Linked DNA regions of Mus musculus: region 1 is linked to region 2. The links are chromatin loops, found by intact Hi-C in ENCODE. Cell type or tissue: left cerebral cortex. All regions are shown on one strand.

The links. Hi-C counts contacts between places; a loop is a spot of excess contacts. Peaks named below come from ENCODE experiments on the same cell type or tissue, not always from the same donor. Only the 100,000 strongest peaks of a DNase experiment are listed, where the experiment ranks them.
Region 1: a loop joins it to region 2, with 2.6 times the contacts of the local background. A loop is called at or near these places in 14 of 42 quality-filtered maps.

What each region holds. Positions count from the first base shown.
Region 1 is chr8:64,546,508-64,551,507 of GRCm38, reverse strand. No RefSeq gene overlaps it. Among named protein-coding and RNA genes, the nearest start is that of Mir710, 35 kb to the right of the region's middle. In left cerebral cortex, a CTCF peak has its summit at 2,842 (motif pointing right); a DNase peak (open chromatin) is centred at 2,849.
Region 2 is chr8:64,204,684-64,209,683 of GRCm38, reverse strand. It overlaps Tll1 (tolloid-like), which reads left to right and starts at 3,676. Exons shown (of 21, transcript NM_009390.3): 1 at 3,676-4,469. The coding sequence starts at 4,301. In left cerebral cortex, a CTCF peak has its summit at 3,121; DNase peaks (open chromatin) are centred at 3,876, 3,963, 4,449, 4,624 and 5 more places; H3K4me3 peaks cover 2,281 bases; H3K27ac peaks cover 170 bases.

The sequences.
Region 1 (5,000 bases), 340 kb before region 2:
AAGCTCTCATGGTTAACATAAATGCAGTTATGGCTGCCTTATTTCCATTGCCCTTCATGTCACTCTGCAATCCCCTTATCCTCCAGAGGAACTCCTGTCTGACTTGTCTAGTTAGTGAGACTTCCCTAGGAAAAAAAAGCTTGAATTCTTTGACATATATGTAATAGCCCCTTCTTTCTCTCTGTCAGCCATAACAACAAGTACTCACTTTACAGCCTGGATGTTCTAAGAAGTTATTCTTACTTCCCTTTATCTCCTGATAATTCAGTTTTTGGATTTCTGTAATTCCCACTATCTTAGTTAAGGGTTCTATTGCACTGATCAAACACTATGACCAGAAACCAAGTTGGAGAGGAACGGGTTTATTTGACTTACACTGTCACACTGCTGTTCACCACTGAAGGAAGTCAGGACAGGAACTCAAACGGAGCAGGATCTAGGAGGTAGGAGGTGATGCTGAGGCCATGAAGGAGTGTGCTTACTGGCTTTCTCCCCATGGCGTGCTCAGCCTTCTTTCTTATAGAACCTGAGGCTATCAGCCCAAGGATGGCATCACTCACAATGGGATGGTCCCTCCTCTATTGATCACTAATTTTGAAAGTGCCTTAGAAATGGATCTGGTGGAGGTATTTCCTCAACCAAGGGTCCTTCTGTGATGACTGTGACCTGTGTCAAGTTGACACAAAACCAGCCTGCAATCCACCACCCCTATAAAAGTAAACTTATACGTAATTGGAATATAGTTAAATGATTTCACTCTTTCCTTTTCCTCTGTCCAAGCCCTTCCATACACACCCTCCAGTACCTCTTAAGTTCATGAACTCTTTCTCTTTAATTTTTGTTGTTGCATACATGTTTAAATGCATGGATGTATGAACACAACATACAGAGTCTTTCTGGTATTGCTTGTATGGTTTCAGGGATGTCCACTTGGAATTGGATAACTGAGGCTCACCCCTGGGGGTGCTTTATTCTCCATCTCTTGGTAGTCCTTATTTTCCTGGGGCTCTTTGTCTAGGGGTTTGGGAAATTTCCACACCCTGCTCTAACTTGTCTGTTGGAGTTATTACTGTCCAGGCAGCCATAATGTTGAGGTGTCATGGCTGTAGCTTCCCTGTTGTTGCTAGGAGATACCATTTCACAGGAGATGGTGATCCTGTGGCACTTACAATCTTCACACCTTCTTTTCTGTGATGTTCCCCAAGCCTCAGGTGTTGTGTTGTAGATGTATCCATTGGCACTGGGTGCATGGTGACCAGCTGTGGTTTTCTGTAATGGTCTCCACCTGCTTCAAGGAGAAGCATCTTTGATGAGAAGGAGTTACTCTTATCTGTAGTATTTAGTGTGCACTTGAGAGTGATGCTGGCTTAGAAGATTGTGGCAGAAAGTTCTCTGCTAGGATTCATAACTTACTAGCCACTGCAAAATTGGGTGCATTTACAGTGCCAGATATGATTTGCCTCATCTTGAGTGGTCTTAAGTCCACTTAGATAGCTGTTAGTTATCACCAAGAGATGAGCTCCACTATTGCACACATAGGACTACCTTGTCACATCACTCATTGCTGTTCATTATCATCACAGCTGGGTAGTACTTTTTGTTGCTTCCTTTCCCTTGGAAGTTTCTATAGTGCCTTCTGGTAACATGAGAGCTTCCAGGTCAGATATAGCTTGCATCTTCTGAATCTGGTGTCTGACGTGCATGATGCCTGCAGCAGTAGGAACTTATGTTTACTCTCTAGAAGACACTCGAAGGCAATAACATTCGCTTATATTACTTTTGGAGTCCCTTGGACTTCCCTGACCAACAACTTGAAAAGAGATTTCTTAAGCCTAGTAGTCCTGGGTTATTACTCTATGACTTTTAAAAGGAGCATTGTGATCCCAAGTGGTATAACTTTATTTAATATGCGTATACACATGCATGCATGCATGCACACACAGTATATGTAGTGTGTCTGCTGGAGAAGCTTCCATGAGAGGTTTAAAGTTGGAGACCCCCCTTCCTATTTCCTACATCTATTACCTGTGTCAGCGACCCATGTGATGTTCCAAGTGCACACCAGCTACCCTCTCTATGAGAAAGGCAAGGAAGAGAGCAGATTATGATTTTAACACCACGCAGTCTCTTCCTCTGTTTTCCTAGAGTAAACATTGGAAGTTATCGAGAAAAAGACAACACAGATTCAGCCAGAAGTCGACTCCATGACACGAGATCAGTGTGGTGAGAAATGAAAGGAGATCCGAAGAAAGAGCTGTCCATAGACTTTACAGAAGTCTTGAGGGGTGTGCTGGAGTCTAGTGTCATCCTGAAGATGAGTACTTTCTCGATTCACAAAAGCTCAGTAGCCATATCCAGCACGTTAAGAGCCAATTGAGTAAAAAAAAAAGATACTTTCTTGATGTGAAATATCATATCAGTATATGAAAGAGAATAAGCAGAAATATTTGTGACGCCACACTCCTACCTGGGAAGAGAGTGTATTAACTTTTCTCTCTATACTTGTCTCCCAGGTGTTTATACAATGGTGATGAGACAGTGTTCGAGGTTCACTTGCCCTGGAGTCTCTGTGTGATTTCTATAAAGACTGGGTAGAAGAGAAGCAGGGGACACCATCCCTTAACTAGAGAATTTCCTTTCTAAGTCCAATTAAAGTGACTTATTACCAAAGATATTCAAAAGTTGACAGTTTGCTGTATAAAACATATATTTTTTAAAATGGTGATATTCTGCTAGAGTTTTCTCTCTGCTAAGGGGAAAGAAGTAGACCAATTTTTTAGGTTTCTTAGGGATTTTGCATTAGTGGTGTTCAGTTGCCCAGCTGAGTCATTCAATCTAAGACCACTAGGTGGTAGCATAACATCAATGGAAAAACCATTTCTCCCAGGAACAAAGCAAGCCTTTACTTCTAAGAGACAGTTGAATGCTAGAAACAAAAACTATATAAACTTATCTTTTCTTTAAAAAAAAATGTACACGACTGGATTACTCTCAAGAGAGAAAATCTATCATAGTTCTTCAGTGTTTTGGCTCCCAAACAATTCAGTTCTATAAATTGGAATAAGCTGAAACAATTCTGTTAAACTGCCCACCCCCCTACACTCACTCCCTGTAGAAATTGTGCTACCTCCCAGATGCGAGCAAGCCTGTAAAGAGAGACTGGAAGGATTAAAAACAATAGAGAGCTACATCCAAACCCACACAAACTTCTGCTTAAGCAGGTGCTGTCTCACTGTGCTTGGTCAAACCCTTTGACCTTGGGTGGTGTTCTTATCCTGCTTTCCAGTCCCTCACATGTAGGTGGACTGACTACTCTCTCATCAGGACACTCGTTCAAGCCAGGAATGTAGAGCTTGTGTGAGATTCCACTGCTTTATGGTCCAGTTTCTCATTCAACAAACGCCAGTAAGCCTCTGCTTTGTAACGTGTACTGTGGCAGTTGCAGGGGGAATCAGCAGGGTGAAGGCAGTCCCCAAGGTTGAACTATTTATCATCTTGCAAAGGACACACAGAAGCATTAAATAAATAATCCCGTTCTTAACAAAAGCAAATCAATTAAAGCATGAGAAAGTCTGCAAAAAGATGGAAGGTTTTAACTGAGTTTTCTAGGGATATTTGACTTGATTCTGAAGACATTCATGGTTTGTATGAACCATCCATTCAACACGCATTTGTAGCAGGTCCTAGTTTAGGGGCTGCGGGTTCAAGGTGAATCAAGTAGGGAACGGATCTTGATAGCATGGGGGTGTATCTCAGTTGAAGCATCCTGACAAGGTAAGAGTTGATTCCATAGTAAATTAGAAGGCAAGGAAGTAGGGAGCAGGAGAGAAGAAGGTTAGCATGGTGTGGGGATAGAGGCACTCTCTGAGAGTGATGGGGACACTCTCAGAAGGGAAGAGCTGGGTGGCTAATGGAGTGTGTTGACTCTGGTCACAGACAGGAGATGCTATAAAGAGCATCCCTGGGAGCAGAAACTGTGGTGAGTCCAACCATCTGGAAAAGAGATGATTACTGCTGGGATAGAATGAATAAAGGCCAAGGATGTCATGGGGGCAGTGGATGACAGACCATGCAGGATCCTTACAGTCTACTGAAGGATCTAGTTAGAAAGAGCCAGGGAGCCACTGAACACTTTGAGGAGAGGTGTGGTTTGTCAGGTATTAATATGAAAAATTACTTTAGGGATCAAGAGAGGACCAATGACCCAGGAGAAAGGTAATAACATTGTGTCCACAGATAGCAAAGAACAGACGCTGAGCAGGGGTAGGTAGGATCCAGGGTTGATGTTGAGGTCAGAATATTGTTGTAAAACATTTCCCTCTCTATTTGCAGGGATGGGGCCTGGACCCAGAGTCTTGTGTGTGTTAGTTATGCATGCCATGGCTGAGTTACATCCTAAACCCTTGTCTCAACATTTGGTGCTCAGCATCTTTCTCAGTAAGACACGGATAAAGCTAGTTTTGCCACAAGGAATTGGTGAGGCTATGATCACTCAGTGTGTCAAAAGGCATATTAAGGCAGATACTACTAGCTGTTTGTGGTTTCATAGCGGTAAACCACTGCAGGCTTAAGATCTATTTGTTTGTTTTTGAGACAGAGTCTCTCCATAGCCCATCTTAGTCTCAAGTTCTTGATGTAATGGAGGATAACCATGTCTGTGTGACTACTCTGCCTCTACCTTCCACGTTCTGGGATTACTGATGGGCATCTCCTATCACCTCTGGTTTATGCAGTGCCAAGGCTTGCACCTGGGCTTTGTGCATTTTATGTGAGCAGTCTACCCATTGAGAAACACCTCCAGCTCATACAGACTTAAATTTTAAGGTAGAGAACATAGAAGCAGTCAGATATACTCCAGATTGAGGAAAAGAGACCAGAATGGAAAAAAATTCAATTTGTTATTTCCCATTGGAGTTGTCCTCCCAATGCTTGCTGTACAGAGCTCATGAAACGGCTCTCTTGCTGCATAGATCACTTTGCTATTCTACTGGGAAGACACC
Region 2 (5,000 bases):
TAAAATTGCCAATATTGGCTGTCTTTGACCCCCAGCAATGACAGCTTCCTAGGATTGTATATTTATAGAATTCCCTAGCTACAATCTAAAGTGTTTAAAAACAAAACAAAACACAAACAAAAAACAAACAAAATGAAACTCAGCTGAGAGGGTGGGAAGGAAACCCGCATTTCACTCTACAATAAAGTTTGAAAAATGTGTTTATTTAGTTTTCCAGACATGTATTTTATAGGAACGACATGTTCCATTTTCTTATTTTAAATGATATTATTCTTTTGTGCATCACTTTTTCACAGGACACACGAAGGGAGCATATTCACATGTTACTTAATGTCATAGGAAAGCTCTTGACTAATTGGCTGGATTATAAAACAGACTTATCTGGTTTAGCAGTCTCTACACATACATTATAATTTAACTACTATGGTAGCAAAGAAAATATCATGATTTGCTATGAAGTTTGTCCTTTTTCTGGTGTCACAGTTTGCTCCTTTCATGAGGGGCTGAGTGTCATTGCAGGTACTGCCATGGTGGTCAAGGACAGCCACCAGCTGGATGCCAGGGCCGTGTCAGCAGGTTTTCCTGAAGAAATCAATTTCTCTTTTCCATCTTCCTGAAGAGATTGAATTCAGATACTGCACATGTCTACAGCCACGCTCAGATTCAACTTCTTAACCACAGTTCTATTTTTCCAAATTGATCTTTTTACATGTTCAGGACAAAAATCTGCCCTCAACTATAGAAAAAAAAAAAAAGACTTTTAAACCCAGATGATTTTATACAAATAGAGCTAAGTCTAAGATTTAAAATCTGAGAACCAGGGCTGGGATGGTTTTTCAGTGAGTAAAAGCATTTTTCCATGTACATGTGACAACCTGAGTTTAATCCCCAAACCCATATTAAGCTGGATGCTGATATACATCTCTTATTCAGCATTCCTAAAGCAGGGAAGGAGGCAGAGACAGGAGAATTTAGAAAACATGTGGGCCAGGGAAGGCAGGAATTGAGTAGTAGAGGGGACTGTCCACAAGGTGGGTAGCCAGACCTGGAAGGCAAGAATCAACTCCAGGAAGGTGTTCCCTTGCTTACCCACACACAACACACACACACACACACACACACACACACACACACACACAGACACACACACACACACACAGATACACACACACACAGACACACACACACACATACACACACACATACACACACACACATACACAGACACACACAGACACAGACATACACACACATACACACACAACACACACAGACACACACACACATACACACACACAGACATACGTACACATACACACACAACACACAACACACACACACACACACACACACACACACACACACAAAGTAAATAAGTAAAAACTTAAAAACTTGAAGCTCTTGGGGTTATGAGGCCCAGAATGTTGTGATGCATACAAATACTCATGGCAAGCATTTTAACCATAAATAAACATTTCTCTACCTTAAATCTGATGCTCTAGTATGGTAGTCACCAATTCTCTGGATATAAATATATTACACTTTTATTCTTTAATGTATTTCATTTTTTGAAAGAGGGTCACATGCATTGCAGGCTGGCTTTACACTACTTATGTCCTTGAGGATGGCCTTGAACTCTCTGTCCTCCACTAAAGTGTAAATTTGTTTTAGGTGGTCATGAGAAGCCATTCGGGGGATTGTACATGCTAAGCAAGCTCTCTATTAACTATGTCCCTAGTTCAAACTTATAAACATTTTCAACTGGGCAGTGACAGATCTGTAAGGAAGGTCTAGCAGACATCACTGTCTATTCATAATAAGGCAGCTGTCCCCATATGGTACCATTTTCTTTCCCAATAAATGATAAAACATGTCCATCCCTACCCAGGATGTGCGCTCTAGGTACAGATTCTTGAAAAATCATATAAGAAAATCATCTTAGATGCTGAGAGTCTTAGACGTTTCCTGGCATTTAGTGGGTCCAGGGTAAGAAATGCAGACACAGTCAGCAGTTCAAGAGCAGAGATCTTCTAAAGAAAAATTGCATTTCTCATTCTGAACTGGGCTATATGTAGGATGCACTTTTGCTTAGCCCTGCAGGAGCAACACCAGCATTAATTATACAAACAGCTTTTCTGTTTGGGTTGATCATGACTCAGCAAGAAATTTCGAAAGCAGTGTCTTTACCTCCTTAGCAAGCTTTTTTTTTTTTTTTTTCTGTTTTTTCTTTTATGTTTTATCTATTTAAACCCGCGGTCTGGGTCTGCTCTGTATGTCAGGATTAGATGTTTAAGATCTACAGGCAGAGGTCATCATTGTAGTGGTCATCAAGAAACTCCAACTTTGCCAAGCGAGAAACAATCACCTCCAGTCTACCTCCTACCCTTTTCCTTCAAGTAGAAAACAGTATGTTGTCCAGATTATCTGCTTGCTTTTCTGCAGCAAGTATAGAGTAGTCGCATCTCCAAGCCAAAGGTGGTTTTTTCCTATCCTAAGAGAGACAGATAGGCAAAGACAGACAGACAGACAGACAGACAGACAGACAGACAGACAGAGGATTCCGATATTCATGGCTCCCTGGCTCCTTACTTTTGCCTAAATGGCTACTTGGAATAGAGATGGGTTCCTCTAATAAAGATACAAAGGCACCAGAAGACAGTCCCTGCTAAAGTGACAGTAAAAGATATTGTTAGAAAAGGAAAGCTCTCAGCTCTCTGGGCTCCCGGAAGCTTGGGGGTGGGGGAAGTCGTCTCACCTATTTTGGAAACTACTTACAGATGTGGGGAAACCTCGGAATTGCTCACACCAGGGGCTTTTTTGCAGAGATTTCCTCTGATTTTTTTTTCCCTTCCCCAATTTCCCACAACCTGTGTTTGTCTTGAGTCTGCTAGGCTGAGGAGTGGTTTACCTCTCTGATCCAGCTGCCGGCTCTTACACCCTGTCCTAGGGAGGAAATCAAACAAGTGAAGCCGAAGGGTACTAGGAGGCGCTGGGCATGGGCGCCAGAACTGTCAGAAAATTTGCGAGGCGAGTATTCCAACTTCCCTTCCTGCGCCCACGTGAGCCCTAGCTCCAGCCCATCAGCGAGGGCTTAGCGTTTCCTGCTGGTGCGATCTGGAACTCGATTTTTTTTAAAAAAAATTAATTTCTCTAGTTCTTAGTAAAACTTTGTTGGTTAGGAGACTGCCTTTGCACAGATGCCTGTTTTCTTACCCAAACAGAGAAAGGTCAGATACTTTTCCTTCCACTCTTGAGGTAGGAAGGTTAAACAGCAGCAAGGGAAAGAAACACACATCGCCTATTTATCTGGGGGTGGGGTGGGGGCAAGATAGAGAGATTTGCAGCGAAGTTGTCACGATCCCTCGCGCCACCCCCGGTCTGGCGCTCTGCACTGACACGTACCTCATCTATTAATTGCTGTTCGTGGACGCAAATGCGGAATGCATTCGGTTTTTTATCTTTAGTAAAATAGAAATGGAAATGTCAGCGCGCTCGTGTCTGTTTGTTTGTATAAGGCTATCAAACGAAGTCAGAGAGGAGGCTGTGGCCCGGATCCTGACCCTGATTGTATGAATAAGTAAGCAGGATGCGAGTGATTGGGTTAGATGCTGCGAAGATTTTTTTTTTTTTCAAGTTAGGAAGAGGGTAAAAAGACAGCCTAGAGGGGGGGAAAGAGGCACTCCAAATCCTCACACCCCTTTGCTCTCCGGGCAGTCGGGAGCTTCCCTAGCTTCGGCAGGCTTTTAAGGTCTGGCGGCGTAGAAATGCCTATCCCCCACCCCCTTCCTCGGTCTCCCCTTTCAGTTCAGATGTGCTGATGTGCAGACCGGATTCATCTTCCCCGAGCAGCGGCGGTGGCAGCGGCGGGCGCAGGCGGCTGCAGCTCGCTCTCGGCCGCGGGGTCCTGACAGCGGCGGGGGCGCGGCGCGGGAGCCGGAGCTCCGGTGGCAGCTGAGCCCGCCGTGCGCCTCTCGCCGCGGCCGGTCGTGATCGCGGGAAGTTCGACCGCTGGAAGGACGACCTAGACCGAGCCGGGTTGGCTGCGGCTGCCCTGCGCCGAGCTCCTCACCTGCCTTCCGCCCACCCGCGGGCCCCCGGCCAAGTTCCCCAGCATCCGGGGGAGACAGGGAGACATTTGCCCTCTCTAGCGTCCTGAAGACATCCGCATGTCTCCGGACACCTGAACATTCAGGTCTTTCCGAGGAGCTTCCCAGTCGGGATAAGAACACTGTCCCTAGAGCCCCGCATATCCACGCGGCCCTCCGGGTCTGGTCCCCTCCTTTTCCTCTAGGGGAGGAGGATGGGTTTGCAAGCGCTCTCCCCGAGGATGCTCCTGTGGTTGGTGGTCTCGGGTATTGTTTTCTCCCGGGTGCTGTGGGTCTGCGCTGGCCTCGATTATGATTACACTTTTGATGGGAACGAAGAGGACAAAACGGAGCCTATAGATTACAAGGACCCGTGCAAAGCTGGTAAGTGCCTGTCTAAGTTGGGACTGTGGTGCGCTGCTGGGGACCAAGACGTTGGAATCTCCTTCAAGAGGCAATGAGAGCTCACCTGTTTCCTTCTCTCCTGCTCAGCCCCTCCATCGTTGCCCCTCCTCTCTCCCTCTCCTTTTTCCTCCCGGCTCTCCACCCTGCGCGGCGGCCCAAGTTCCCTGGAGTTCTGTGCTAGTAGGATCAGATGCCAAGCACTGGTCCCCCATCGCTTAAGGCAAACGTCCCGTCCTGTAGTTTCTGATCCCTCCCCCATCCCCTGTGAAATTAAACAAGTCATAAACACAGCTGGCTTCTGTGGGTTTTAAATGCCAGCACGCAGCGGGTTCAATGCACCAGGAAGGGACAAGACCTCCGCTGTTCCAGGACGAGGTTTCCCAGAGTTTGTTCATATCCGAGTAGGCAGAGTTTTCCAAAAGGTGGGTGGAGATGGCATCTCTGCCTCTGGACACTCCTTGTTTTACCAAGAGTTTAAGTGTGAGTTCCAGACCAGAAGGGTGTTGTGAC